Regions from separate parts of the Homo sapiens genome. Here region 1 is linked to region 2. A link is a loop called in an ENCODE intact Hi-C map of the cell type or tissue named here. Cell type or tissue: Caco-2. All regions are shown on one strand. Each heading gives the region's core, and the rest is flanking DNA. Links, peaks and the distances in the headings are about the cores only. Region 1 has its middle 83 kb from the start of SALL1. Region 2 has its middle 29 kb from the start of SALL1.

Region 1 (15,359 bases), core at 2,641-10,640, 54 kb before region 2:
TTTTTTGAGACAGAGTCTTGCTGTTGCCCCAGGCTGGAGTGCAGTGGTGTGATCTCGGCTCACTGCAAGCTCTGCCTCCTGGGTTCATGCCATTCTCCTGCCTCAGCCTCCTGAGTAGCTGGGACTACAGGCGCCCGCCACTACACCCGGCTAATTTTTTGTTTTTTCGTAGAGACGGGGTTTCATCGTGTTAGCCAGGATGGTCTCAATCTCCTGACCTCATGATCCACCTGCCTCGGCCTCCCAAAGTGCTGGGATTACAGGCATGAGCCACCATGCCTGGCCGTTCTATAACATTTTAATCACAGGTGTTGAATGCTGGCTCCCCAAATACCACTAACAGCCTGTTGATAAAGCAAAGCTGAATTGATTGGTCACCACAATGAGGGAGAACACCACCTCAAAAGAGCTTTGGCAGTGCTATAGTTTGGATGTTTGATGCCTCCAAACCTCATGGCAAAATATGATCCTCACTGTGGGAGGTGTGGACTAATGGGAAGTGTTTGGGTCATGGGGTGGATCCCTCATAAATGGCTTGGTTCGCTTGTTGCAACAAGAATGAGTTCTCACTGTATTAGTTCCTGCAAGAACTGGTTGTTAAAAAGAGCCTGGCATCTCCCCTCCTCCTCCCTATTTCTCTTGCTTCCTCTCTCACCATGTGATCTCTGCACATGCCAGCTCCCATCTGCCTTCCACCATGAGCAGAAACAGCCTGAGGTCCCCACCAGAAGAAGATGCTGGCACTGTGCTTCCTGTACAGCCTACAGAAGTGTGAGCCAGATAAATCTCTTTCCTTTGTAAATTACCCAGCCTCAGGTATTTCTTTACAGCAATGCAAACAGACTAAGACAGGCAGCATCTTAAATGGGGAAGGGCAAGGTTATTTTTACTGAGATTCTCAAGTCTGGCTTAAAGAGTATTTTCAAAGGGAGGAGGAGTTGGTTAGAATCAGGTAAGTACCATGCTATGATAGGTTAGGATTGGCAGAAACAGCAAAGTGAGGGTTTTGAGGGGGCTACTTCAAAAAGTCTTAGAGGGTAAAGCATTGAATGATTTATATTGGAGAATTGATTTTTTTTTCGGGATATTCTGGTAATGAACCATAAAGTTAATTGACAGGGCAAGAATATTGCTGGAATAGTAAAGTTATGCTAATAAAAACAGGATTAGTAAAATCATGTTATTATAAAAGTAAGCCATGTGGGGTAGATGGCTTAGGTTCTCATAGAAATGATACCTGTTCATCCTAAGCTAGCCAATAGAAGCAATAATTGTAATAACATCTATCACTCTATGCCAATCAGCGAATGTTAGGAAGGCATGAGGAAACCTATTTTACAGCTGCTGACTCTGAAGTGGAGAGGGGCCAAAATGCTCAGCCCAAGTCCTCAACTTTGAAGCAGGAAAACCAGGATTCGAATGCGGGTCTGTCTTTCTCTGTCTCTGCTCTATTGCCACCCAGCCAAAAGGAAAAAAAAGAAAAATTACCCATGATCCCACTACCAATATTATTATTCTGCCCTGAATGTTCTCCTTTAGCTCAAGTCCACCTGGGGAACTTTGTCTCAGACTGAAAGGTTCAAAGAGAGGATCTTCTCTGTTAAGCTGCCAGCAAATCACCACCTCCTCCTTGTTCATCACCATCACCACCATCACCCCCATCACCTCCACCACCATCTCTACTTCTACCAACTCCACCTCCACCACCACAATTTTCATCAACATCTCCACCACCATCTTTACCTCCACCACCTCCATCACCATTTCCACTGCCACCACCACCACCTCAACCACCACCACCATTTCCATGACTGTCTTCACCTCTACCACTTCCACCACTACCCGCATCACCACCACCATCTTTACCACCGTCTTTGCCTCCACCACCACTACTGCCAGCATCTCCATTACCACCTTCACCACCATCACCACCACCTCATCTCCACAACCATTTTCACTTCCAACACCACCACCACCGCTGCCACCACCATCTCCATTATCATCTCCACCACCATCACCACCACCTCCACCACAATCATTACCACCTCCAACACCAGCACTGCCATCACCACCACCTCCACCTCCACCACCATCCCACCACCTCCACCATCACCACCATTTCCACCACCATCACCATCACCTCCACCACCATCCCACCACCTCCACCATCACCACCATCTCCACCACAATCTTCACCTCACAACATTCACCACCACCATCATCTTCATCACCATCTCTACCACCATCTTCACCTCCACCACCACTACCACCACCACCATCTTCATTACCATCTCCACCACATCACCACCACCATCACCACCACATCCACCACTATCATCACCATCTCTACCACCATCTCCACCATCATCTTCACCTCACCCACCACTATCATCACCATCACCACCACCTCCAATACCACTACCACTACTGCCACCATCACTACCAACTATCTCTATCACCATCTTTACCACCACCACCATCTCCACCATCATCACCACCTCTACCACCAGCACCACCATCACCACCATCACCACCACCACCATCACCATCACCATCACCTCCACCACCATCACCATCTCCATCACCACCAACTCCATCTTCACCACTACCACGAGCACCACCATATCTACCACCATCTCCATCACCAGCACAACCACCTGCACTGGGGTGATCGTGCCTTCTTTGTGACATTTCAGAAGGGCTATTGCAACATTCTCCAGGGGTCTTTGCAAGTTGTTTGTGCAAATTTTCTGTGCTCTCACTAGATTGTGAGCTGCTTGAGGGCAGGGACCTTCTGATTTACCTCAAAGCCTCCGAGCAGCTTGCACATGGGCTGACACAGAGAAAAAGCTCAGCCAGGATGTGTTCACTGAGTGAGGGCACATGAGATTCTGGAAAACCTAGATTCCTGCAAAGCAGGCTGAGACAGAGTTCTTGGCCCCCTCCACACCCCTACTGCCTCAGTATTTCTGGATGCCTTTGATCCTCATCTCCCACGCTGGTGTGGGCATGCCCCTCTTTCTGTGCCCCCACACAAGCACTGAGCTGTTTAGAAGGCAGTTTCTGATGCCCCAGTCTTGGGCAATAATAATACTATTATTGTTACTATTATTATTGTGCCAGTCATTGTGCAGGGCCTGAGAAGTGAAGAGGTGGTCAGGGCAGGGGTCCAGCTGGGGGTAGCCTGCTCAGTAGACTGAACTTCATGGCAGCAGGCACCAGTTCACTCAATGCTAAAATTTCAGTCTGCCAAACAAAGACCAAAAGTCAGCCAGTATTTGTTAAGTGAAATGAGCTTTAATTCTAGATATTTACTTTTTAACCTTAAAATGAAACCCCTTAGTATAGTTGTTCTGAAATTTCTGAGTGCATCAGAAGACCCCTCTGGACCACCACTGCTCTCATGCGAGATGAGTGAGAAGGCACAGGAATTGTGAATTGGGAAGACCAGGAAGTCCCTATCCCATCTTCTCCCATCCTGTACCCCCACCTGGCATCAAGGCTTTCCTGGACCATCAGGGCAAATGTGGGAGACCTCATCAAAGAGTCCAGCAGAAAGGCCTGGGCGGGGGCTGGGGCAGACCCTACCTGAGGAAGGGGTGTATCCCCAGTTGGCCTCCTGTTTAGCCAACAAACAGAAAGGGCTAAATCCCCAACTGGACCTGCTTGTTTGAGTAAACACCTCACAGGGCCGCCTGTGTAAACACCCATTGTCTACAGGCGGATTAAGAGTGAGCAGGAGCTGGGCTTTTTTTCTTTCCTTTTTTTTTTTCCTTTCATTTTTTTTAAGCACTGAGAAAAGCCATTAAGGGATTAACACCCCGATTTATGAAAATGGAGGATGATAAAGGAACAATGGGGTGACAGCATTGTGTAAACGACATTGATTCATTTCAGAGACAGGGCTGTTAACTGGGAGAAATGGAGAAATAAATGGAACAATGAGGAGATGCTTTTACCAGCTTGTCATTAATTAGCCGAGAGTACAATTGTTTGATTGTCCTTTTTGAAAAATACAAAATTGGTAGGAAAATACAAGCACTGAGCAAATCGATTATTCTGTGTCACAGGCTGACATCTGCTTTTCCTTTTCTCCTGAAGCTTGCCTCCGGAAGTGGCTTCCTAAGGCAGGAAAAGAAACCTTTCCCTGGCAGGAGGATCTTGAAGGGTTTGGGAATAAAATGACCCCACTGCCCAAGGATACCCCAAACTTCTTGGCACTGGAGGGTGGCCTCTAAACAGGAGAACCCCACCTCCATCCTCTTCTGGCCTTCACCAGTGAGGGAGTGAGGGCCTGGGAGGTGGGAGGTGAGTGGGACCCCCCTGGGAGGCACCTTGCTGCAGGTGGAAGGAGACAAGGAGCTTGGGGAAAGGGAGATGAGCTTCTGGGGGTAGCAAGACTGACACAGTGGTCCCGTACCTGCTGACAGCTCATTCAGCACCACTGTCCAGGATCCAGCAAGATTCCCTCTCTCCACTCATTTCATCTACAACCAGGAGCTGAAGTGCCTGCACTATGCCTGTGCTGGGATGCATTGAATGAAAAGGCTTCTCCAGGCACAGAAAGTGAGCTCAGATCAGAGTGGGTGTCCTGACCACAGTGGACTTTCCAGAGCTGTGAGCAGTGCCAGCCCTGCCTTGGAGAAGGACACATTTCTGGGTTGACGGGTGTTGAAATAAGATTTTGCTGGATCCAAGAGGACTCCGGTTAGGGTGAGCTGGAGAGGAAATGCATGGCGTGGGCTTAGGGCCATGGAGACACACGGGGTAGACGCAGAGCATGTCTATGGGGAATTTTGATGGAGTAAAGAAGGCCAGGCATGTACAGGCTGGATTATCCCCGCCCAGCCACCCAAACAGAGATGCAGCTAGGGAAAGGAGAGACGCTGCTTGAACCCAAGTTCACCTCTCTATTTGTAAGGGAGGTTTGTAAATCCAAACATCCATGTTTGGATTCTAACCTGTCAGAAGAGTTGGCCAACTGGGGCTATTTCAAGAAAGAATCCGACAATCCCACAAAGGGTTAATAGCACTTATAAAGAAAAGGAGCTCACAGAAACAGTATGCAAGGAAACCGTAAACAGCATTGCCATTGTCTTTGCCTTCTGTGACTACTGGTCATTGTTTGGCCTTTAATCTGCAAGCACTATAGATATAAATATAGCTGTCTTTATAGCATTGTATCTTTACAGCCCAAGATAAAACAATGCATCTTTATGCCTCTAATCTTTATATTTATATAAAGATATCTTTAATTGGAAAGATTAGATATGTATGTCTCACAGATTAACGTTGACTGGACATAGATTTTTATGCATTCATTTCCTACATTCAATGTCTCCGATGTGCCAGCCACTGCTCTAGTGCTGGGTATAGAGCAGGGAACAAATGAGAACCCCGGCCCCAGTCCCCACTTTCATTCCCCAGAGAATTACATTGCCGGATGTAAGAGAAAAAACTCAACAAATACGTACTAATAGAAATAGATTAGATAGTAATGAATGCCATGGAAAAAATGGAGCAGGTTTAGAGGGTAGAGAGTGGTGGGGGGTGCTGCTGTTTTCTGTGGGGTGGGCAGGGAAGGTCTCACTGATAACGTGACAATTGAGCAAAGACCTGAGCAGGCAGCTGTGCAGGGGCCACGCTGTTCCAGACAGAGGGCACAGCAAGTGCAAAGGCCTGGAGGCAGGAACATGCTTGGTGGATTAGAAGCAGAGAAAGCTCCTAAGAGGCTGGGCGCAGTGGCTCACGCCTGTAACCCCAGCACTTTGGGAGGCCGAGCACGGCAGATCACTTGAGCTTAGGAATTCAAGACTGGCCTGGCCAACATGGCAAAACCCCGTCTCTACTAAAAATACAAAAATTAGCCAGATGTGGTGGCACACACCTGTAATCCCAGCTACTCAGGTGGCTGAGGCAGGAGAATTGTTTGAACCCCGCAGGCAGAGGTTACAGTGAGCAAGGACTGAGCCACTGCACTCCAGCCTGGGCGACAGAGGGAGACCCTGTCCGGAAAAAAAAAAAAAAAAAAAAAAAAAAAAGATCTGAAGAGGCAGGAACAGTGAGCGAAAGGGAACAAAGTCCAAGATGAGCTCTGAGAGGCACAGATAAGGGGGTGGGGATCTGATCTATGAGTTGAGTTAGCGTAGGCAGGTGAGAAAGGGAAGAGGGAGCTGAAGTCGGCCTGCTGGTCTAAAGGGGCAGGCACTGCTCAGCTCCTGCTGATGGTTGAGCTTGAGAGAGATGAGCATGGAGTGGCCATGTCTTATCATCTTTAAAGCAAGGCTGGATTTTCAAGTGGACTATCCTTATTTCAAATCATGTACAGTTAAACAAAGCATATTTGTGGCCAGATTCACCCACAAGCTATTATATATACCTCCATCTTACCAAGCAAGGAGAACTCACAGAAGTCATACATCTTCTTGCCCTTTATTATCTGGGTGCCAGAGAACTCGGGGATAATTTTAATTTTAAGGCATTGTAACAATACTGCATAAAATTCTCGGCAAAATCATCTCTCTTCTCCCAGTTCTCAGTTTAATATGATTTTTTTAAATGTCCAGTTAAAGGTTGTGTGCTTTTTATTATAAGCAACCTTAAATTATGTTCAATTAGGAATAAATTCTAACAAAACTAAACCGTAAGAGAATAGCTACTGTGATCACACTCTTTTGTAACCATTTATTATGGATGTTCAGGGGGAAAAAAGCCAAGTGCCTGCTTCTTTGATTCTCTATAAAGGAATCTCTGGCTCAAGTCACTTGGAATCCACGCAAACCCTTTAGATAACGGAGGAGATACCATTTGCCTCCCACATGCCAAATCTGATCAGTTGGAAGATGCTGCTGAAAACATTTGTGTTAAGAAGGAATCTGAGGCCATGCTTACATTAAGTAGGAGAGTGCAGGCTGGTCAACTAGAGATGTCTGCTGTCATTATAGATTAGGCATTTTTCCATGGTGTAGGGAGGACAACTCTAATAGAATTGCATATAAAGGCCCAGGTAAAATCAGCCACCAGTTGAGGGCGGAAAAACAGGGACTTTGGCCAAAAGTTAACAGCCCATACTAGTAACAGCCCTGGATTCGAACCCTGTTTGTCTTCTACAAGTTGTATCAAGTTTGTCACATTTCTTAACCCTTTTCAGCCTCATTTCCTCATCCATAAAATGAGGATAATAGTTGTATCTTAAATCATAGGACAGATGGGATGATTAAAAGGAATAACCTTAACTCAACTGTAAAAAGTATAGGCACTCAATCAATATCACCTGTTATTAATATTATTATCATTATTTTTCAGACTGCACCCCCCCACCCCCGTCCATCACACCAGTCACTGTCTTTTAAATAAAAGTAAGGGATTTACTGGCTTATGGAACTGAGAGGTGCTCAGGTCAGAAATCTGGGTTCTGCTGTCACTTCAGCCTTAGGGTTTGAGAGGCAGCTCATGCCCTGTGTTCAAAGCCTGGCTCTGCCACTTTAGAGCTACAGGATCTTGAATGAATAGCTCAGCTCTCTGGGCCTCAGTTTCCTTATCTGTTCATATGGTAGTGGTAACAACTTAGAATGACTTTATAGAACTTCTGTGAAGATTAGATAAGGTAATATATATGAGTCATAACAGCACAGAGCATATAACAAGAGCATAGAATTGTTAGCTTTTATGATTATGATTTTATAATAGATAGTTTGGGATAGTTATTCTTTTGGTTACACAGCTTGTTAACTTCCTGCTTATTTGGAAGAAATTTTCCACTTTCTGAGTCTTGGGAGGAGCTGAGTCCACCTCCCTCAGCAGACGATAAAAATGGGGGATACCCATCTCCCCAGGATCCCTTGCACCTGAAGCAGAGGCATGTGACTGTCTTCCACCAATCAGAAGCATCCAACCCAGGTTATTCATTGGATCTCTGTGGTATAAAAAGTTGGGGATTGGGTAGCATTCATGGAGCAGCAGTAGCCATTGCAGCAAGACCAAATCCCCGGGACATCCATGGCAGGGCTAGGAGAGAGGACACGCACCCAACACATAGGAATGATGTCAACAGTGCCCTCACCAGACCTTCCTGTGAGATGACTGGGGCATCCCCCTGGCTGCGTGGCCTCTGAGCCTGGCTCTCCAGCCCTCCTCACAATGCAGTCAGCCACCCATACTCTTGAATTCATTTCTTTCCTGTGTAAGGCAGCCAGTATCTTTTTCTGTTCCTTGCAGCTAAGAAGCTTCCCGATACAGTAAGGCAAGGCAGAAATCTTCCTCCAAGTTCTGGAAGGTTTTGAGTTTTGATTCTGTTAAATTACTGACCTTATAAAGAAGCCTCTTCCACCATGACTAAGCCCGAGTGGCTTTGCAGTTGGCGTTAACGGGTGTACCCCCCAACCCCTTACTGAGATGTCTGCAGATCCATATGCAGCCAAGGCTGTGACAAAGATCTTGAAATGTCTGCTTTGCCCAGCACTCACCACTCTAGGGTGCCACCTGAACTCCCTAGGGAAGAGCAAGAAATGAGAGGAAGTGAGGAAACTCCCTGGAGAAGAGCAAGAAATGAGAGGAAAAGAGGAAAAGCAAGATATTCTTGGCAGCGGTAGGTTTACTCCACTAGAATCAAACACAAAGCTGTGTGAGGGCACAGAAGTTTGCCAAATGCAGCCTGAGCCCTTCCCTGAGAAAGCCCACTGGAGAAAGAGGAAGCCAAACCAGTTTCAAGGAACGAAGGTGTTGTTGGTAAATAAAAATCAACACCTTTGGCTAAAACTCACTTCGGTATCCACTAGAGCCTGGATACTGACTGGCACAGACTAGGAGCCACAGACATGCAGAGATCACGAATCACCCTGCCTTTTGAGACTGCAAAACTGCCATGTGGAACTAGTGCTGAAAGAGTTGGGAGGGATGGATTCACTTATTAGACACAGCACCTAGGGTGGGCATCAGAATCACCTGAAAGTCCTGTGAAAATCAGATGACAGGACCCCACCTTAGAGTTTCTGATTTAGAAGTTTCTGTTTTCCTTCTAGCAAGTTCTCAGGTGATGCTCACACTTTAAGAACCACTGATGTCTAGATGCAGTGGCTCATGCCTGCAATCCCAACACTTTGGGAAACTGAGGTGGGATGATTGCTTGAGGCCAGGAGTTTGAGACCAGCCTGAGGAACATAGCAAGATCTTGTCTCTACTACATTTATTTATTTATTTTTAGTCTCTGGGCATGGTGGAGCATATCTGTAGTCCCAGGTACTCTGGATGCTAAGGTAGGAGGGTCACTTGAGTCCAGGAGTTAAAGCCCAGCCTGGGCAACATAGCAAGACCTCATCTTTACAAAAAAAAATTTAAAAATCAACTGGGGCTGGGTGTGGTGGCTCATGTCTGTAATCTCAGTACTTTAAGAGGCCAAGGCGGGTGGATCACATGAGTCCAGGAGTCCAAGACCAGACTGGCCAACATGGCAAAATGCCATCTCTACTAAAAAAAATACAAAAATTAGCAAGATGTGGAGGTGCGTGCCTGTAATCTCAGCTACTGGGGTGACTGAGGCATGAGAATCAATTGAACTGAGGAGGCAGAGTTTGCAGTGAACAGAGATCACGCCCCTGTACTCCAACCTGGGTGACAAAGCAAGACCCTGTGGCAAAACAACAATGAAAAAATCAGCTGAGCATGGTGGCCTGCTCCTGTTGTTCCAGCTACTCAGGAGGCTAAGGCAGGAGGATTGCTTGAGCCCAAGAATTGAAGGCTGCAGTGGGCTGTGATTGTGCCACAGAATTCCAGCCTGGATGACAAAGCAACACCCTACCTCAAGAAAAATGAAACAAACAAAAAAATCACATTGGCTTAAAATAAGCCATTTACAGTTTCTTCTGTAAAATGGGAGTAGTGACCCTGGCTCATGAGATGGCCTGAGTGTCAATTACCTTTGTGGGTGTGAGAGTGCTATACACCAAATTGCACCATCAAAATGTGAGTTGTTCATAATAATGCTAATGCAAGTTTCCCAGCGTGAAGCTGGCGTGCAGCTGCATAATCACAAGTGACGCATTTATTGAACCTCTCTGCTATGCTCAGCACTGCTGAGAATATAGTGAGTCCTTCCTTAATGTCATGGGTAGCTTCTCAGAAACTGAGATTTTAGGCAAACCGACACATAATGAAACAAATTTTACCACAGGCCAATTGATACAAACAAAAGTTAAGTTCCTACAGCATATTCCTGTTCACACAAACATTGCCAAACTTCTAAATAAATGCTTCTAACATTAGTCATTTTAATAAATGTGAACTCCACATTCTTTTAAGAGAGATTGAAAAAGACAAGTAAGAAAATTATTTACCCAATTTTTGGTGCATCTGTGAGTGATGGCAGTTGTAGTGGTGGTGGGTTAAATTAAAAAAAAAAAAAGTTCGCAAAACAAAAATTGTAAGGATTGCCTCCTGCCACCAGGCACTTAAAAAATCAAGCACGGATACAGAGGGCTTGCTGGGCACTTCCGTCCACAGCTTTTACTGTGTGCATTTGTAGGATTATTGTAGACTTTACGAATTTTTATTTTACAATAATTTGTCTTCATTCACTTCCCTTTCTTTTCTTTCACTTTTTCTTTTCTTTTTCTTTTTTCTTTTTTTACTTTAAATTCTGGGATACATGTGCAGAACGTGCAGGTTTGTAACATACGTATACACGTGCCATGGTGGTTTGCTGCACCTATAACCCGTCACCTAGGTTTTAAGCCCCACATGCATTAGCTATTTGTCCTAATGCTCTCCTTCCCCTTTTCCCGTCCCCAAGCAGCCCCTGATGTGTAATGTTCCCCTCCCTGTGTCCATGTCTTCTCACTGTTCAACTCCCACTTATGAGTGAGAACATGTGGTGTTTGGTTTTCTGTTCCTGTATTAATTTCCTGAGGATGATGGCTTCCAGATTCACCCATGTCCCTGTAAAGGACATGATCTCATTTCTTTTTATGGCTGCATAGTATTCCATGGTATGTATGTACCACATTTTCTTTATCCAGTCTATCATTGATGGGCATTTGGGTTGGTTCCATGTCTTTGCTATTGTGAATAGTGCTGCAATCAACATACATGTGCATGTATCTTTATAATAGAATGATTAGCATATACCCAGTAATGGAATTGCTGGGCCAAATGGTATTTCTGGTTCTAGATCCTTGAGGAATCACCACACTGTCTTCCACAATGGTTGAACTAATTTACATTCCCACCAACAATGTAAAAGTATTCCTATTTCTCCACAGCCTCGCCGTGATCTGTTGTTTCTTGACTTTTTAATAATCACCATTCTGACTGGTATGAAATGGTATCTCATTGTGGTTTTGTTTTGCATTTCTGTAATGATCAGTGATGTTGAGCTTTTTTTCATATGTTTGTTGGCTGCATAAATGTCTTCTTTTGAGAAGTGTCTCTTCATATCCTTTGCCCACTCTTTGATGGGTTTGTTTGTTTGTTTCTTGTAAATTTGTTTAAGTTCCTTATAAATTCTAGGTATTAGACCTTTGTCAGATGGGCAGCTTGCAAAAATTTTCTCCCATTCTGTAGGTTGCCTGTTTGCTTTGATGATAGTTTCTTTAGCTGTGCAGAAGCTCTTTAGTTTAATTAGATCCCATTTGTCAACTTTAGCTTCTGCTGCAATTGCTTTTGGCGATTTCATCATAAAACCTTTGCCCATGCCTATGTCCTGAATGGTATTGCCTAAGTTTTCTTCTAGAGTTTTTATGGTTTTGGATTTTACATTTAAGTCTTTAATCCATCTTGACTTAACTTTTGAATAAGATATAAAGAAGGGGTCCAGTTTCAGTTTTCTGCATATGGCTAGCCAGTTTGCTCAGCACCATTTATTAAATAGGGAATCCTTTCCCCATTGCTTGTTTTTGTCAGGTTTGTTGAAGATTAGATGGTTGTAGATGTGTGGTCTTGTTTCTGAGGTCTCTATTCTGTTCCGTTGGTCTATATGTCTGCTTTGATACCAGTACCATCCAGCCCTGCTTATTTATTCTGGTTCAGGGTTGTGGGTGGTGAGCATCCACGCTGGCCAGGATGTCATCCCATTGCAGAGAGCACTCACACCTACACCCATACTTGCTCACACTAGGACTGTGTAGACATGCCAATGAAACTCAGATGCACAGCTTTAGGATGTGGGAGGAAACTGCAGTACCTGCAGAAAACCCAGGCAGACATGGGGAGCATGTGCAGACTCCACACAAACAGGGGCCCCTGAAGGAATCTTCTTTTTTCATCAAAGTTATAATGAAATTACGCTGAATGGAATGATGCTATTGGAGGGCCTGCCGAACAAGAGAGCAGCTGAAATGATCTCACCACTCCACAACGGCAGCTGCTCCTATTCATTTTCTCATTTTCCACTCAAGACAATCCTTGGGTTTGGTAGCCCCATTTTACAGAAGGAAACTTAGCTCTAAGTTATGAGGGGACTTCCAGAAGCCACCAGGAGTGGACACTTTCTGGGGTGCCTGAGCATCTCCCAACACGCTCCCCACCCAGAGCTGCCTTCCCACCCTCAGGGGTTGCCTAGATGTCAACTTGGTGCTTTGCAACCCTGACATTCTGGCCAGAGTTGTTGGATCAGAGGTTGACTCCTGACCTGAGATGGTCCAATTAGCATCTGCCTCCTGGAAACTTAGAATCACTGCTGAGAGACTGAGTCACCAAGTGTGGACCAGAGGATGCCAGGGTGAGAAGGGAGAAGAATAAAGCCTGCACGCAGAAGCAGCAGACATGAGGACCAGCAGGTTGGAGCTTCTAAGTTCCTGTTTCCAGTCAGTTCCTGGGACCCCGCTCCATCCCTGTCTTTGGATTCTCTTATATATTTTTAAGATTTTTTTAAAGTTATATATATAACTTTATATAAATATATATTTTTTAAGTTATATGTATAACTATATAAATATATACTTATATATATACATTTATATATATATAAATATATATATTTTATATATAAATTTATATATATAATATATATATTTATATATAAATTTATATATATAAATATATATATTATATATATAAATTTATATATATATAAAATATATAAGAGAATATATATATACATTGTAAAACATTTAAAAAGTTTAAAATGAAATAAATTCTTTAAAATATAAAACAGAGTAAAGTTTTTGTTTTGTTTTGAGCTTTGCTATAAGTGAAGGAAAAGTTCCCAAGTGGCTTTATATAACATAAATGTTAATGAATGTCATTCATATTGCTGAAAATTCCAGAGGTAATTCTTTCTTTAGATAGCGCTGATTTGGTGGTTGAAATAATGCGATCAAGTACCCAGTTTCTCTCTATCTCTTTCTCTCCCCCTCCCCTCTCCTCTCCTCTTTCGACTCTCCTCTCGCCTTCCTTTGTGATGTAGAATTTATTCTCAGGGACCGCAGAGTTATTTGCAACTCTAGGCATTTCTGTGGTGGTAGCAAAAGGGTTTCATCAGCTCCAGACCTCACACCATAACCGACATTATCCAAACGAAGAGAGACTCCCTTCCAGTTGGTTTTGCAAAAGTCCTGGGATTCACTTTCATTCGTCTAAACTAGGCTACTTGCCCAACTCTGAGCCAATCACTGGATAAGGAGATAGGATATACTGTTTAGATGGAACCAGTCAGGACTTTCCCTTGAAGCAGAGGTGAAGTCTATCCCTCCCACATCATATGATTAAAGGTGGGAGAGAGAAACTGTCCCCAAAGAACAATCAGGCATTTTTGGTGGGAGTAGGAGGCAAGGGATACACATCTCAAAAGCAACCAACACATGTGCACTATGTCTTATGGCTTCAATAAATGTTTCTTCTTTGCTTAATCTTTCTTGAGTTAATTTTAAACTTTTCATTAATTTATTCTAAAACATTCCTGGGAAGCTCTTGGGAAACTCTTGCCCAGTTTAAGTGGAGAAGAAGGAAATCCAAATCTCGCCCATTTGGGGTGATGAAGAGAGGTTTAGATAGCCTTGATTAAGATTCTTACCTCTACACAAATTTAACAAAAATACAGTTATTAGGATCAACAGTAAATTATAAACAAGATCTAAAAGAATGGTACTAAGTAAAATTATGAGGAGTAATAGAAAATATTTAAAATACCAATCCTATATATTTCATAATGCTTCATTAACTTATAATCCATTTCAATCAAGATTCTGTTGCCTAACTCATATTGAAGGAATCTTGAGTCATTGTGACCAAAAAAAAGGTTATTATGTTTTACTAGATGCCTTTTATTCATATAAATATTTATATAAATATTTTCAAGTGAAGGAAATCTTTAAAAATCTTAATTTGTGAACTGTCACAAATGATTAAGCCACAAATAATGCTGTGTAATCTGTGCGATGGGTGTACTTGCCTGGGAAGAAAATGCCAGAGACAATAGCTAAGCACTCTTAAGAATTGCTGAATTACCAGTGCACCCTGGCATAGGGGACAATATTGTATGGAGAATACAGGCACGGAAAACTCAATTCATAAGTGATTTGAAAAATGTAGCCTCTGAATGTGAAGATGTTATTCACATTCAGATGTTTTCTGAATGTGAAGATAAAAAATGCCTTATCAATTTATTTCTTCTTTATGTTTGTACAACAGGGATTTATATATATAAAATACATGTCTAAATATAAGTGTAAGAACTCTTTGGATAAACTTAATTTTAAAATTCTAATAATAGGAAAACATAGCATGACACTTATTTGGGGGCATATTTTTTCTTCCTTGTGGTATATGAAATGATCACCTTACCTTGATAACATCCTGGATTTGATATAAACACAGTAGTTCAAGTCTCATAAGAGCTCACATGATGCAACCCTACTGTATTATTATTTGCTATTGTTATTTTTAGCTGCTATTGGCCACTCTCTTATACACCAAACACTATTTTCTTTTTATCGTCGTATGTATGCATCACAGCTGAAGTACAATGAGCCTTCATGTTTAGCACATTCACTGGCCAAGATATTGTTTGTGGTTCTATCCAAAAGGGCAAGTGCATTTTTTTTTTTTTTTCTTGAGACAGAGTCTTGCACTATCGTCCGGGCTGGAGTGCAGTGGCGCGATCTCGGCTCACTGCAAGCTCCGCCTCCTAGGTTCAAGCCATTCTCCTGCCTCAGCCTCCCAAGTAGCTGGGATTATAAGCACCCGACACCATGCCCGGCTAATTTTTAGTATTTTTAGTAGAGACAGGGTTTCACTATGTTGGCCAGGCTGGTCTCGAACGCTTGACCTCATGATCCACCCGCCTCGGCCTCCCAAAGTGCTGGGATTACAGGCGTGAGCCACCATGCCCGGCCGGGGTAAGTGCATTTTTACAAATAATTTTACAA
Region 2 (15,359 bases), core at 2,723-10,722:
CGGCAAGAGGGAGATTTTTCCAGGCAAGAGGGAGCTTTGTGGTTGTCGCTGGCAGGAGAAAGGAGGCAGATAGATAGGATGTGGGGTAGCAGGCACAGACAGAGAAGTCCTGGCTGGTCCAGTACTAGGACCTGGCCTCTGTCTCCCACCCTGGGCCTCCCAGGAACATGGGAAGCTATGTGATTCCCCAGCCAAGGGCCAGGAGGCTAGGCTCCTTGTAAAGTGTGCCACCCAGGGCTAGACAAGGAGAGTGTGCATACTTCAAGGCAGAGGGCAGGAGGCAAAGGGCATGTGTGAGAAAGCTGCCCCAGGAGAACCCCTCCCAGGCAGGATACATTGTCTCATCTTGTCCTCACCAACTTCTCCCCATGGGCTATCAGAGAGGCTGAGAGTCAGGGGACCTGATCTAACCTAGGCTGGTCATTGCTATAGTGAGCCTGGGATGCCTTGAGAGTTATACTGCCAGGGCCTCAGTTTCCTCACAGGGGAAAGGCAGTGCTGATGGACTACCTGGGCACCTGGGAGGCTCAGCCACCTGCAAGTTCTGTGACTGTGACAGGGAGGGACACCTCCTGGCCAGCAGCTCTATACTACGAAGGAGGTAGAAATCCTTCCTGTGAATACTACTGAGATTAGACTGCCTAACTGAGATAATGCTGATTAAACACACACACACACACACACACACACACACACACACACACACACACACACAGTCTAGTGGCTAGTGACCCGGCACACAATAAAGCCCAAAGGTAACACAAGTTTGTTTGCATATATGCTCATTTTCCAAAACACTACCCTTCAAAAACAGGGACTCACCATATCTGAGTGTCACAAAAGCCTTCCTCCTCTGATGGTCTCTTTGATACCTTCAGGAGAAAAGTCAACCCCACCCATGTTCAACGACCTCCATCAATGCCTGTTCCTGTGCTTGTGAAGTCTCCCAGATCAAATCAGGGGGAAGGAAAGCCAATAAAACAAGCACCAGATGTAATAATCCCTTCTAGGGGTGAGACCTCAAAATGGCAAGTGTTGGAGGATCAGAGAAAAGAAAATTTTAAAAGATGGCTTTTGAAAGCAATAAGGTTATATGGGAGGCCAGGTTATGTCTGGAAAATCTCTGTACCTTCCTCTCAATTTTGCTGTGAACCTAAAACTGCTCTCAAAAGTCAAGTCTTTTTTAGAAAAAAACAGTAAGTGGTAACTTGATAGAGCTCATGAATAGCCAGTGGGTTTGTGGGGCTTGGCCTTTACGTCCAGGTGACAGCCTCATAACGGGTTCCAAGAGTACTCTATCCAAAACCACAGGAGCATGGGGCACCGTGGCTCACCCCTGTAATCGCTGTGCTTTGGGAGGGAGGCCAAGGTGGGAAGATCTCTTGAGCCCAGGAGTTTGAAACCAGACTGGGCAACATATTGGGATCCTATCTCTAAAATTTTTTTTAAAATAAAGAAAGAAAATAGCCAGACCTGGTGGTGTGTGCCTGTAATCCCAGCTACTCACTCATCAAAGCAGGGGGATCCCTTATTCCCTGGGGGTTCCAGGTTGCAGTGAGCCGTGATCGTGCCATTGCACTCCAGCCTGGGTGACAGAGTGAGACCCTATCTCTAAAAAACATATTTTAAAAATAAAAAAAAAAGAAACCCTGAAGGAGCAGTGGGCCTGAAAAGTAGCTTTCAATCCAGGGATGATGAAGGCACTGGTAATGTTGAAATACTATTTCTAGCCCAACAGACTACACTCAATATAAAAAGTAGATATCGTTCTAATTTCTGAACATAACTAAGTTAATATATTAGACATTGTAAGCAGACATGAGAACATTTATTCCTTGCATCCAAGAGTTAAAGGACTGATGTGGGCAAGGACTTGGGGAATGTAAAGAGCTAATAGAGGTCTGGCTCTTACTCCCTCTGTCTTGTCCAGAAAGGCAGACCTACCCTGAGGGGACAGGACAGGAGGGCTGAGCACAGCACACACTTCTGTTCTCTTTTCATGCTTGCACACTTTTTCTGCATCTGTTCAGTGTGTGTGTGTGTGTGTGTGTGTGTGTGTTGTTCTCACTGTTTCTTCTCTCTGGCATTGTCCCACCCCCTCCTCTGTTTCCCTCTGTCCCCATGACTCCCCACCCCACACAGACACAATTCTTGATAATTATAGTTTATTGATTCTCCTGGTGTTAGCTGCCCCCGGCATCGTCTTCCTCATGTTAGCTGGGGCACCTTCCCAGCTCCATCACAGCCTGCGTTTCTCAGGAGGCAAAGCACTCCCAGCGCTAATCCGGAGAGAGCTGCTGCCTGGACCAAGGCCCCTGGAGTCCCTCTGGGAGGTAAGCCTGAGCCCCTGCCCCCAACCAGAACCCCAGCTCTCCACCCCGTGGAAGCTGAGGCTGAGCCCAGTGGGCAACTGAAATAATAGTCATAGCAGTAAACATGTATTGTCACTTACCACATGCCAGGCAAGTTCACAGGCACAGTCTGCACATCCTCCCAAATCCCTGGGGGAAGGGGCTACTACTCATCACTCTAAATGAGACTAAGGGAGGTACAGGGCTCCCCGGAAGTCACACAGCTGCTTCGTGCTGCAGCTGGGATCTGGCCCCCAAGCTTGCACACACACATTTCCAACTGTCTCCTGAAAGAAGCAAGGCCACTGAGGTGTGGGTCAAGCAGATGGCACGGGGTGAAGGAAAAATGCCCAAGATGCTGACTTTTTAAAAATGCATTCTGAGATGAGCATGACTGGCAGATTCTCCGCCCATTGCCACCCAGAAAGAGAGGGTCCCCGGCCAGCTTGAACCAGTGCCCCAGCTGTGGAAGGAGACAACCTGGCTCCCGAGCTGTTTACTTCTCAGCCATAAACAGGAAGGCCATAAAAGGGGCCCCTTTTGGTCAACCACTCAGGGGCTTCTCTCTCCTCCTCCTCTTCCTTTTCCTCCTCCCAAGTACGTGTCCCTAGGCAGAGAGAGTGTTTCCTTGAGGCTGCTACCTCCCAAGTGTCATTGTCTCTTTGCCTTAAAGAACCTCCTTTGAGCTGGAAATTCCAACTGTTGAAGTCACTACTGAGTTGAAGAAAAGGTAGATGCTTGTGCCCAGCCTAGAGAGCTCAAGGACTTGTGGGGTACAGTGCCAGGCATGCAATAACCTCTCTGATCTCCACTGGCCACTTTGAAAACTAATGAATAAATAGAAATGGCTCCTTTTCTGAAAAGAGAAAACTGCAATTCTAAAAGAAACCTGGAGAGGAAGTGACCAAGATATTCAGAGGTGAGAACCCCCAAAGGAAAGTAGACAGCACGTCTCAAATAATGTTCTCTATCACATTCTTTCCCAAAAGCTTCTACAAAAAAAAACAAAAGGTAGAGAGAGGGATTCCACAACAAAGCAGGGTTGCCCTCTTAGAGACACATGCAGCGCGTGTGGCTTTTTAAAGGTTCTGAGAAGTTCTGCAGCAAAGGACCTTGTTTCATTGCATAATGTGTTTTCCAAATGTTTTTGCCCACAAGATTCTATTTCCACAAATGGTTCATTTATTCTTATGACATTTCAAGTCCCCTTTGATGGCTTTGAGAACCTCTGGGTTAATGCATGAGGTCAGGTGTGCTGAACGTTCACTGGTCTCATCTCACCTTGACTTTCCTTTTCAGTCTTCATGTTAGGGACTCTTAGACGTAACCTTTACTGTTTACTGTCTCCACTCCCCAAGAATGAGCTGAGCCCCACAAGACAGCTGAAGAGATGAGGCAGATGGAAATACCTGGGCCTCTTCAGGGAGTTATCAGGGAATTGCTTTCTTTGGATCCAGGGAGATCTCCTGTTTTCAGGAAGTCTTGTTCAGTTACAGCCTCTTCTCTCTTTGGCTCAATGACATTCAGCTAGATCCTGCTCAATCCCACAGGGCATGGTGATATGAAAGCTTCTAGAAATGCATCATGTGAAACTATTAGTGTTTCCTTGAGGAGTATTTGTGTGTGAGTATGACAGCCTCATGCAAAAATTTGGATAACCCTAGTAAAACATTTTTTGTTGAGACAGGGTCTTGTTCTGTTGACCAGGCTGGAGTTCAGTGGCTCATTCACAGTTTACTGCAGCCTCAACCTCCCAGCTCAAGCAATCCTCTCACCTCAGCCTCCCAAGTAGCTGGACTACAGGTTCCCACCACTATGCCTGGCTAATTTTTAAAAATTTTTTTATAGAGAAGGGGTTTCACCATGTTGTCTAGGCTGGTCTCGAACCCCTGGGCTCAAGTGATCTGCTCACCTCAGCCTCCCAATGTGCCACAGGTATGAGCCACTGTGCCTGGCCACAAAACATTTTTGATGTGACTGAGTCCTTGAAAATCTGTGTGACTATTCTCTTTCCATCCCCAGCCCGGGAACACCCCCGACCCCTATCATCTTACTTCAGGGAAACTCTCTGGGCACTGGACATCTTACCACAGTCCTACCTCCCCACCAAAGCCTTCTCAGACTACCATGGCTATGTCACTAGCACATATCTGTTACTGGCTTGAATTTTTTGTGCTTTGTTTTGTTTTTAATGAAAACTTGAATGTTGTAAGGTCTCAAACTGATGAACCAAGCCTAGCTTACTGATGTCTTAGCTTCATGGTGTTTAAAAAAAGAAAAAGAAAATATTTCTATCGGTTGGTTTTACATTAAAATGCTGGATTTATGGCCTCTGCTTAAAAAAAAAAATCAGAGGATCTGGCAAAGAAGGCCTACATTCCTCTTTTACAACCATCAGCAGGAAGTCAGAAGCAGTCTTCAGATGAAACAAATACCTTCAGTTTGCTGGTCCCCACCATTCCCTAATGTCACTTAGAAACAAAGACACTGAGCCATTTATTCCAGTTTTACCATTAACTAGCTGGGTGATCTCAGGCAAGTAACTAAATCTCTCTATGTCTCAATTTTCTCATCTGGAAAATGGAAACAATAATAAGACCCTGCCTATATCAGTTAGGTTAAGCGAGGTTCACTGTGGTTAAAAAAAAAAAAATCTCCAAAATCTTAGTGAATTACCATGACGAAAGTTTATTTCTTACACTCCATATCTCATGCCAGTTGACACAGGGCAGGGTTAAGAGAGAGGTTGCTCTAGATATCATAGACTCAGAGTTCCAGGGCAAAGGAGGTTCCATCTTGGCACACTTTTCCGTGGTCAATCCAGGGACCATGGGAGTCAGGGTTAGGAAACAAAGTGGAGAATCACTCACTAAGTCTTAAGACTTCCACCCAGAAGTGGCACACATCAATTTCATTCACATCCCATTGGCCAAAGTAAGTTACATGCTCTTGCCTAACTTCACAAGGGGCAGGGAGCATTAACTTGCAACTAACAGACTTACTGTAATGCTTCCAAGCTCTTCTCTTTCATGGGACCCTGTGCCTAATTTATATTTGTAAGTTGGTATTCCTTTCTTTCAAGAGGTCCCCACAAATTGGATAAGCTTTAAGCTCGGCAAAACCTGGATCCACTTCTGGACAGAAACATTTGTTAAGAACCCTAATGATTTCCCGACTACCTCATGAGCTTGCTGTGAGAATGGAGTTAAAACGTAGCACTTTCAAGACAGCATCAAGCACTGGGTATCTATTCTATGGGTATTGACTTCTATTATTATTAGGACAATAGTAACACTTCACAGTTCTGACTTTCATACTGGACACAAAACACACACACACACACATACACACACACACACACAATTTGCTCAGTAATGAACACTGGCTCATCAGGAAGCCATCACTAACCACCACAGAGAATTGTCATATGTTAGGGGATCCTTGACTGTGACCTTGAGGAAGTCCTGTTCCTTTTCTGGGCTTCAGTCTCCACTTCTGTCCGTGGGGGTTAGTGGGGAGTGGTCCCAGATGACTTGTGCTGCTCCATGACACTGAGTGAGGGGCCCCTTAAGGGCTATGGGTACAGGTAGGAATGCTAGTTGTGGCGAAGAAAGCTAGAGCTGATTAATTATGCAGGCAGCCCCACCTCTGCAAACCACCCATCTGGGAGGTCAGCCTGCAAACACTGTTTCTCTTGATATTACAGGCCTGCGTGTCTTCGCCCTTAGTTGTCCATATAAAGCATCCCAGCAGCCCACTTCCGGTGGCCTCATAAGACCCTGCCCCCACACATTGTCACTGGCTCACAGCTGTAGGTCCTTTTTCTAACAGCTTTTCTGCTCAGACACAAGAGATGAAAGAAAGGACCTCTCTGATGAAGCAGTTGAACTTGCTGCTTGATGTGTTCTTCCCTGAATTTTTTTTTTTCATCCTCCTTTGCAAGCTCCCAATTGCAGTCTCTCCAAATGCCTTTTCCTATTTGAATGCAAAAGACAGTAAAGGAAACACGCCCCCACCCCATCCTAACTCACACACAAAAAAGCCCATTCAAGTCCTCTTCCCCCATTTCCTGGATGAGTGTCCTGGGCAAGTAACTTAATCTCTCTGAGTCTATATCATCACCTGTAAAAAGAGAGACAACTGCCCTCACCATATATGAGTGTTACATTGGAAACACCTTGTGAATGTAAAAGGGTAGAGAAGAGTGTACCACTTCTGTTTTGATTTCTCTGAATCAGTATGTAGTAGTTTTCTGTTGTTGCGAAATGAATTACCACAAATTTAGCAGCTTAAAACAACATCCATTTAATATCCCACGATTCTATAGGTCAGAAGTCCAGGCAGTCTCACCTGGACTCTGCTCAGAGTCTCACAAGGCCAACATCAAAGTGTCAGCCAACTGGGTTCTTATCTGGGGGATTTGGGAAATATTCTGCTTCCAATTTTTTACAGTTGTTGACAGAATCCTGTTCCTTGTGGCTTCAGGTCTGACATCCACATTTTGTCACTGTCAGCTGGGGGTTGGGGTTGGTCTCGGCCTCTCCAGGCTGCTCATATTCCTTCTCATGGGGTTCCCTCCACCTTCAAAGCCACAGAAGGAACATCAAATCCTCACCTTTTCAATTAAGAGGTCACCTGATTGGGTCAGGTTCACCCAGATACTCTCCACATTTTAAAGTCGATTTACTTAGGGCTTTATTTGCATCTGCAAAATTCCCTCTCAGCAGCATTTGTGTTAATGTTCAATTGAGTCAACAGAAGAGGAGAATCTTGGGGGAAACAAGGGCATTTTTAGAATTCTGCCTACCGTAACACAGCAATTCTCAAACTGCCTTCCACAAAGGTAAGATGATGATAGCTGTTCTGTGAAGAAAGCAGTTCATAGCCAAACTATTTGAAGAAACACTGGGGGAAACAGAGTGAAACCAGTTTCGTTTGCTAGTTTTTCAGTTCAGGACATAGGAGAGTCATTAATATGCCATTGTATCTGGTGATTCAAGGCATGCAGTATTTCCCAAATTTATTAAGCCGTAGTATTCTTTTCTGCCAGAATATCTGCTATTCTTTATAACCCGGTTTGGGATACAATCATGCAGATTTAAAAAGGAATTTGTATAGGCAAAGACAGGATGATAAACAGGAAATTCCTTATATCTTTACACATCTGTGTTTAGAAAATTGTGACCTGATGGTAGGCTCATTATCTGTAGGCGCCCTCCGAGGCATAGTCCTGGATACCAGTTTCTGGAAGGAGTTAATTATCCATGGCCCTCCAAGGGGCCCCTCCACTCCACTTCCTCCAAGGGCTAGGTCCATGGTGTTGTGCCACTAGCAAGAGGCCTTCAGGTGCCATAACTGAATGATGCTCACTGTCTTGAAGGCATTTCCCTGCCCCATGACTCAGTTTGCCTGGGATGAGTCTGAAAGGCCAGAGTGAGGTCCATAGAAGAGAAGGAGGGAGGAGGGTTTGGGCACAGCATTCTGCTGAAACCAGACACCTATCTGTTCATTGTCCTTCCAGGCTGAGCTTCTCTGACCAAACCCTAAAGCAGAGAGAAATGCCTCTTCTTGGAAGGTATGCTTCTAGCAAGCAGCCCTTTCCTCTGCTGCCTCTTCTCCCCTCCCCAAGACAGGCCAGGCACCACTTTTACCAACTGTCCCAGGGATATCTCACAGGCCAGACCTGTGGCCACTGTATGATTTAACCCTGTGCCTTTGGGATAGAAAATCAGTGCAGGTTTTATCATCTCTCCCCTGAAATCAACTCCAAAATAATTTTAGCCTTCAATCCATTCATCTGCCACTCTATGCTTGATTTCAAATTGTGGTTTGTTTTCTCTGTAAGAATCCCCTGGCCATCTTTTGGGTAAACAGCAAGTATGTTCTGGGCACTCTAATAAATTGCAACTTCAGACAGAAGCTTGCTCTTGCTGGAGGCAAGTGATTAAACATTTTAATAGCGCAGCAAATTTATCAACGGGCATATCAAGAAAGAGAAAAGGAGGTGATTTTATTCTCCCAGCTTGTATTTCAGAGTATTTTACTACTGGGGTCAAATGTCTCTCAAAGATTTTTGAGGCCCAAATTTGACTTTGAAGAACCTCAAATGGTTTCTAGAATGCACACTCCATCATGCTCTATAAACAGCCCAGGATTTTCCCTGCACACGCCTAACTATCCAATTCAATATCACCATGGCACCTAAAAGGTTTTTAATATAGATATTAAATATATCTACATCATCGCTTCAGTGAGAGCCTGAGCTGTGCTTTTTCCTCTGGGGTCTTCCAAGCTATTTGCTGCTGACATACACTATTAAAAATAAACCTACCCTGAGGAACTAGTCATTTTACATGGCATTAGGACTAATGTTATCATTTAAGTAGCTGCAGAGATTTGCCAACTACAGAGGCCTCAGATAACAAAGGAAACATGATCATGTGAGATAATCTTCTGTGCAGAAATGACTTTCATCATCTGTAATATGTAGTTTAGATGTTTATTTAAGATTTATACTATTAAACAAATATTGATGCCTTCAACAGAATAAAAAACATCAATGCTAGAGTTAGGTAAAAGATCGGATCCACTTCCAGTGCTTCAGACTTGGCTGGGTATAAAACAATATCCTTGAAATCTGTGTAGTGCAGAGGGGAAGTAAGAAGGAGATTCATTTCCATTCTACCACCTTCTATTTGGTAACATGCCAGGCCCTGGCATGTACAAATTTATAGCATCTACACAATAATTTTATAAAGGAGGCAATATTTTTATCCTCATTTTACAGATGAGGAAGCTGAAGGTTAGCACATTTTCTTAAACTGACGTTTGAATAAGCTCACTGCTAAGATACGGCAATATTGAGAATTGAACATGGCTCTGACTGCAAAGTCTGTACACACTCTACAAATATTGTCCTTTTCCACCATTTGCAAAAGGACCAAGATTCTGACTGCTTTTTCCACTCCACCCACAGGGTAGAAAATTGACAATGTAATTGACCATCTATTCATCCACGGATGCAGATGATTTCATTTATTCATCCATCAATCAATACATATTTCTTGAGCACGTAATGCACCAGGCACTGTGTCAAGCACACAGCATACAGAATGGGAACAGGCATAGGCCCCAATCCCAACAGCAGAGATGGATGTGCACATGCAGGCTTTCCTAGTTTGGTGAAGTTGGATGCCCTTGTTCAATGGCTGCACAGCTCGATAAAGGCAGTGCCCAGGTCGTTTGCCTGCATAGTTTTGCAGCCCTTTTGATAGACCAGATGGGAGTGATGACTTCCTTAACCCCTATCAGACACAGAGCATCGCCTCAGCCTCCCCAAGTGCTGGGATTACAGGCATGAGCTACCGTGCCCAGCTGAGATGCTCTTCAATCTTATCAGACTTGGCAGTCCCCAAAAATGCAGACATCATTACTCCACATGCATAACTAGCTTCTGTTTAATGGCATGTTGTTGTTTACTGTTACACAGCACTATGACATCCATCCATTATTAGCCCACTTAACAAATGAAGAAAGTGAGGCTCAGAACGGTGAAGTGATTTATCCGTGGGCAGGTAGATGGAGTAATGCAGTGGAGTGAGAACCCTGGGCCTGATGTTTGACTCTCTTCACCTGCCCATGCACCTATCACAAAGGAAAACATCATCTGAGAGCTTACATATTGCAGGCCGTTTGAGGTGAGTGCTGTTATTGTGCCCATTTAGGGTGAAGAACACAACACACAGAGAGGTAAGTCACTTGCCTAAGTGCACACCACAAGGAAGAGGCAGAAACAGAATTTCAGCCTGAGCCTTCTGACTCCAGACAAGAAGGTTTGGGGTGGTTCTCATCCTTATGGGGTGGTTCTCTTTGCAAAGGCAACTTGGGCTTGGTAATGATGCACTGGGTCCTCTCCAATCCTGATGCTGTCATTGAGGGGATCAAACCCTCATTAAAGGAAAAACACTGAAGAGGCCCTCTCTATTGTCCATCTTTCCCCCACTGGCTTCTCAGATGCTAGGATCCCTGCAGCCTCATAAGACCTGAAGCTCTTGAAAGAGCCTCTTCAGAAAACTATGGGGATCTATTGTTATATTAAAAAATAAAAATAGGCAATCCCAACACATTGAGAGGCTGAGGTGCGAGGATTGCTTGAGGCCAGGGGTTCAAGACCAGCCTGGGCAACATGGCAAGACCTTGTCTCTACAGAAAATTTAAAGATTAGCTGGGCATGGTGGTGCAGGCCTGTAGTCCCAGCTACTCAGGAGCCTGAGGCGGGAGGATCACTTGAACCCAGGAGTTTGAGGCTGCAGTGAACCATGATTGTGCCACTGCACTCCAGTCTGGGCAACAGAGTGAGACCCTATCTATAAAAAAATAGAAATAAAAATAACTTGCATGAGGGTTCCAGCACGGTGGAGAAAAGAAGATGAAGCAAGGGCACCAGGGCTGGTACTGGGGAAGGCCTGGTGGTGATGGTGTTAGCGTCTGGTTAAGCTACATAGTTGGTCTGATGGGATTTGGCAAACTCCAGCCATTTCTAGTCATTTTTACCTGCTGCATTTGCATATACATATGATATCTGTTATCCTAATTATATCTATTTTCCCAGGTACAGACAGACATACCCCAGAGTTGGGGTGCCCATTAGCAGATCACACAGGCCTCTGCAGCTGTGTTTTGATTAGCGGAAGAGGTTCTTTGGCATCGGAGAACTGAAATCACCTTTTAGGGTATGACAAGCTCAGCCGAGCGTCTCGCAAATGAAAATCAGAGGTTTCTCTAAGGAAGGAGTGAGAGCAACCATACAGAATTAAAAGGCGAATAACCTTTAATGGTTTCAGGTGTGAACGCTCAGTGACGCTGAAGGCCTGCCATCCATGAGACAGCACGATGTTCCAGGATCTCTCCAGGCCCACATTTACCCCCATATATGCCTCTGGAAGGAGGGGACAGCCATGGGAGCCCCCCAGGGGGAGCTCAACTCACCATTTTTCCAGGCTGGGTTCCAGCAGGGAAGATGTGAAGGTAAAGGGGCCAAAGATGGCTGGAAGAGGGAGCACAAGAGTATTATGGATCATGATGCATGCCCACCTGCCCTAAATGACTTGCAAACAGTGTGAAAATCCTTATGCAAGTCACTAAAAGCCCCCTGTTATTCCCTATGGCTCAGGGGCTCATTTTAGAATTCACGCAGGTTTTTTCGTGATTGCATGCTCTATTGTGGACTTGCATGCCCAAGCTCTCTCAACTTCCTTAGGAGGTGTCTCAGTCCATCTGCATTGCTAGAAAGGAATTTCTGAAGCTGGGTAATTTATAAAGAAAAGGTTTATTTGGCTTATGGTTCTGCAGGCTGTACAAGAAACATGGCACTAGCATCTGCTCCTGGTAAGGCCTCAGGAAGCTTCCACTCATGGCAGAAGGGGAAGGGGAGCTGGCATCACATGTGAGAGAGGAAGGGTGCCAGGCTCTTTTAAACAATCAGCTCTCACATGAACTAACAGAGTGAGAACTCACGCATTATGGTACCAAACCATGATGGATCTGCCCACAAGACCCAAACACCTCCCACGAGGACCCACTTCCAACATTGGGGATCACATTTCAGCATGAGATTTGGAGGGACAAACACCCAACCCATATCAGGAAGGTTGTGCCTCTGCGCTGTGAATGTGGTCTATGGGTCAATACTTTAGGTGTTAAGTTGGTGAATTCTTCGTAATACTTGGCATTTTCATAAGCTCTATCCTATGTGATCCTTGATAACTCGACAAGGGAGCCTGAGCAGGTTTTATGACCCCTGCTGTACTGGGCCTAAAGGCACTTAGTAAGTTACCCAAGGCCAAAAACAGTCAGGCTGCAGTTGAACCCTCCCTTGCACCCAGGTGGTACATTTCTCTGATTTAAACATTGCACACAGGGAATGGTGGAGGACTAGAGAGGCGCATCCAGGAGAGGGAATTCTCAATATTTCTTTCCTTCTTCTGGAGGGAAGAAAAACCCTCCAGTGGCAGGGTTTCTCACTGGAGGGAGGAAAGGCCATGTCACTAGGAGGGGTCACCAAGGATTTGTGGATTCAAAACACTCATCAGGGGAGTATTCTGGGTTGAGAATTACTCATTCATTCATTTTTTTCCTTTGACAAATATAGTCATGTTATGCATCACTTAATGACGGAGATACGTTCTGAGAAATGCATCATAGAGTATACTTACCCAAACTTAGATGGTACAGCCTACTACACAGCCAGGATTTGTAGTGTACCTAATGTTCTTAGGCTACAAACCTATACAGCAAGTTACTGTGCTGAATACTGTAGGCAATTATAACACAATGGTAAATACTTATGTATCTAAACAAATCTAAATGGGAAAAAGTACAGTAAAAATATGGAACTATAATCATATGGGACCAGTGTCATATATGTGGTTCGTCATTAGGTGGTGTGTGACTGTATTTACTGAGGACCTACTACATGCCACGCATTGTTCTATGCAAATGAGATTCAACTGGAGGCAGACAATGATCAATTGTGCTAAGGGCTATGATGAAAATAAAATATACCAGCTGAGGCCAATTTAGCCAGGGCAGTCTCTCTGAAGAAAAGCATCTGAGCTAAGACTCTTCACTGAGCAAGAGCCATCCACCCAAGAGCCGGGAGAAGAGGTCTCCAGGCAGGGCTGCACTGCAGGCAGAGGTTCAGGAGCAGAAAGGGCTGGAGGCTTAAGAACCAGAAAAGCAGTGGGTCTGGCTGAAGCTGGCTAGAGCAAGGTTATGAAGGGCAGATGGTCTGAGATGAGTTTGGAGAGGGAGGCTGGAAAACAACTGGGCAGGACTTCAGAGGTTTTTTAGGTAGCCTTTAAGCTAACCCCAAATGTAGTGGCTTATAATCAATAGCTCGGTTTTTTAATTAAATAGATTAGAATAATAGTCTATACTGTGATATGTAGTAGTTCTCCTTACTACATAGCATGTATGTATCATACATGTATCAGAATCACTTAGCATGTATCAGAATCACTTGGAAGGCCTGGTAAATCTCACAGAATGACTGATGCAGCTTACCTGAGGTTGAGCCCAAGAATCTGAATTTCCTTTTTTTTTTTTTTTTTTTTAAGACAGAGTCTCCCTCTATCGCCCATGACCTCAGTTCGCTGCAACCTCTGCCACCCAGGTTCAAGTGATTCTCCTGCTTCAGCCTCCCAAGTAGCTGGGATTACAGGCCCCTGCCACCACACCCAGCCAATTTTTTTGTATTTTTAGTAGAGACGGGGTTTCGTCATGTTGACCAGGATGCTCTCGAACTCCTGACCTCAGGTGATCCACCCACCTCAGCCTCGCAAAGTGCTGGGATTACAGGCATGAGCCACGGCGCCCAGCCAAGAATCTGCATTTCTAATAAGTTCTCAGGTGATATTGAGGCTGCTGGTCCCAGACCATTTTGAGAACCACTATATTAAGAATGCATCACATATATTACAGTCAAGTTTTGTTTCTTTGAAACTCTTGTTCCAGTAATATATCTGTTCATGTGTACTGGATCCTGATGGAAAAGGTTGTTTTTGTTTGTTTGTTTTTGTTTTGTTTGTTTGTTTGTTTTGAGATGGAGTCTTGCTCTGTCACCCGGGCTGGAGTGCAGTGGCATGATCTCAGCTCATTGCAAGCTCCACCTCCCAGGTTCACAACATTCTCCTGCCTCAGCCTCCCAAGTAGCTGGTGGACTACAGGCGCCAGCTACCACACCTGGCTAATGTTTTGTATTTTTAGTAGAGACGGGTTTCACCATGTTAGCCGGGATGGTCTCGATCTCCTGACTCCTGATCCACCTGCCTTGGCCTCCCAAAGTGCTGGGATTACAAGCGTGAGCCACCTCACCCGGCCGGAAAAGGTATTTTTTAAGGATGGGTTCAAAAAAGTTTGAAAGACCTGGATTTAATAACATAGGATCCTTCTTTAGAAGAGAAACTATCCTTTCTTTTTTTGTTTACCTCTTGTTGCCCAGGCTGGAGTGCAATGGCATGATCTCGGCTCACCACAACCTCCACCTCCCAGGTTCAAGCGATTCTCCTGCCTCAGCCTCCCAAGTAGCTGTTTCTACAGGCATGCACCACCATGCCTGGCTAATTTTGTATTTTTAGTAGAGATGGGGTTTCTCCTGGTTGGTCAGGCTGGTCTCAATCTCCTGACCTCAAGTGATCCACCCGCCTCGGCCTCCCAAAAGTGTTGGGATTACAGGCGTGAGCCACTGCGCCCGGCCGAGAGATCATTCTTGAATGCTGTAATTGACTGCTGAGAATCTTGTGACTTCCATAAACATAAATAAAACAGTAAATATATGAATGGCCCAGGTATGGTGGTTCATGCCTAAATCAGCACCTAGGGAGGCTGAGGCAGGAAGATCACTCGAGGCCCAGAGTTCAAGACCAGCCTGGGAAACACAGCAAGACCCCATCTTTACAGAAAAAATAATTTAAAATTATCTGGTAGTGGTGTCCGGCACCTGTAGTCCCAACTACTTGGGAAACTGAGGCAGCGAGATCGCTTGAGCCCAGGAACTCAAGGCTACAGTGAGCTATGATCATGGCACTGCACTCCAGCCTGGGTAGCGGGCTGTCTCTAAATGCATATATGTGATAATAGATTAAAGAATAACTAGCTGGAATACAAAACAAGATTCTCCTGTTGACGGCCTCACCTCAGCCTTAATTTATTGTCCTACTGAATCTCCAAAAACATTGGATTGCATTTTGGCATAGAGCCCAGGATTCCACTCTAAGCTGCCTGCCTCCCTATTCAGTGCTGGGGAGCACTCCAGCCACTCTGACAATGCTTTCAGGTCCTGGTTGCATCTCCACGGTGCTGGCATCCTCCAGAGGACTCAGCCGCATTCAGTCCTTAAGATGCAAGCCCACGCACCCCGTTTGCCACACATACCTGTTGACAGTTTATGTGACAGTTTCCTCTGCAGGTTAGCCCTGCTTCTCCTGTGAGCTGCACTGGTGCCAGATC

Evidence for each region. Hi-C counts contacts between places; a loop is a spot of excess contacts. Peaks named below come from ENCODE experiments on the same cell type or tissue, not always from the same donor. Only the 100,000 strongest peaks of a DNase experiment are listed, where the experiment ranks them.
Region 1: a loop joins it to region 2, with 4 times the contacts of the local background. A loop is called at or near these places in 2 of 110 quality-filtered maps.

Annotation. Positions count from the first base shown.
Region 1 is chr16:51,226,539-51,241,897 of GRCh38, reverse strand. No RefSeq gene overlaps it. Among named protein-coding and RNA genes, the nearest start is that of SALL1, 83 kb to the right of the region's middle. In Caco-2, for the core only: no CTCF peak of the experiment used is centred there; DNase peaks (open chromatin) are centred at 3,677 and 6,127.
Region 2 is chr16:51,172,377-51,187,735 of GRCh38, reverse strand. No RefSeq gene overlaps it. Among named protein-coding and RNA genes, the nearest start is that of SALL1, 29 kb to the right of the region's middle. RefSeq lists enhancers at 5,153-5,960, 5,961-6,768. In Caco-2, for the core only: no CTCF peak of the experiment used is centred there; no DNase peak of the experiment used is centred there.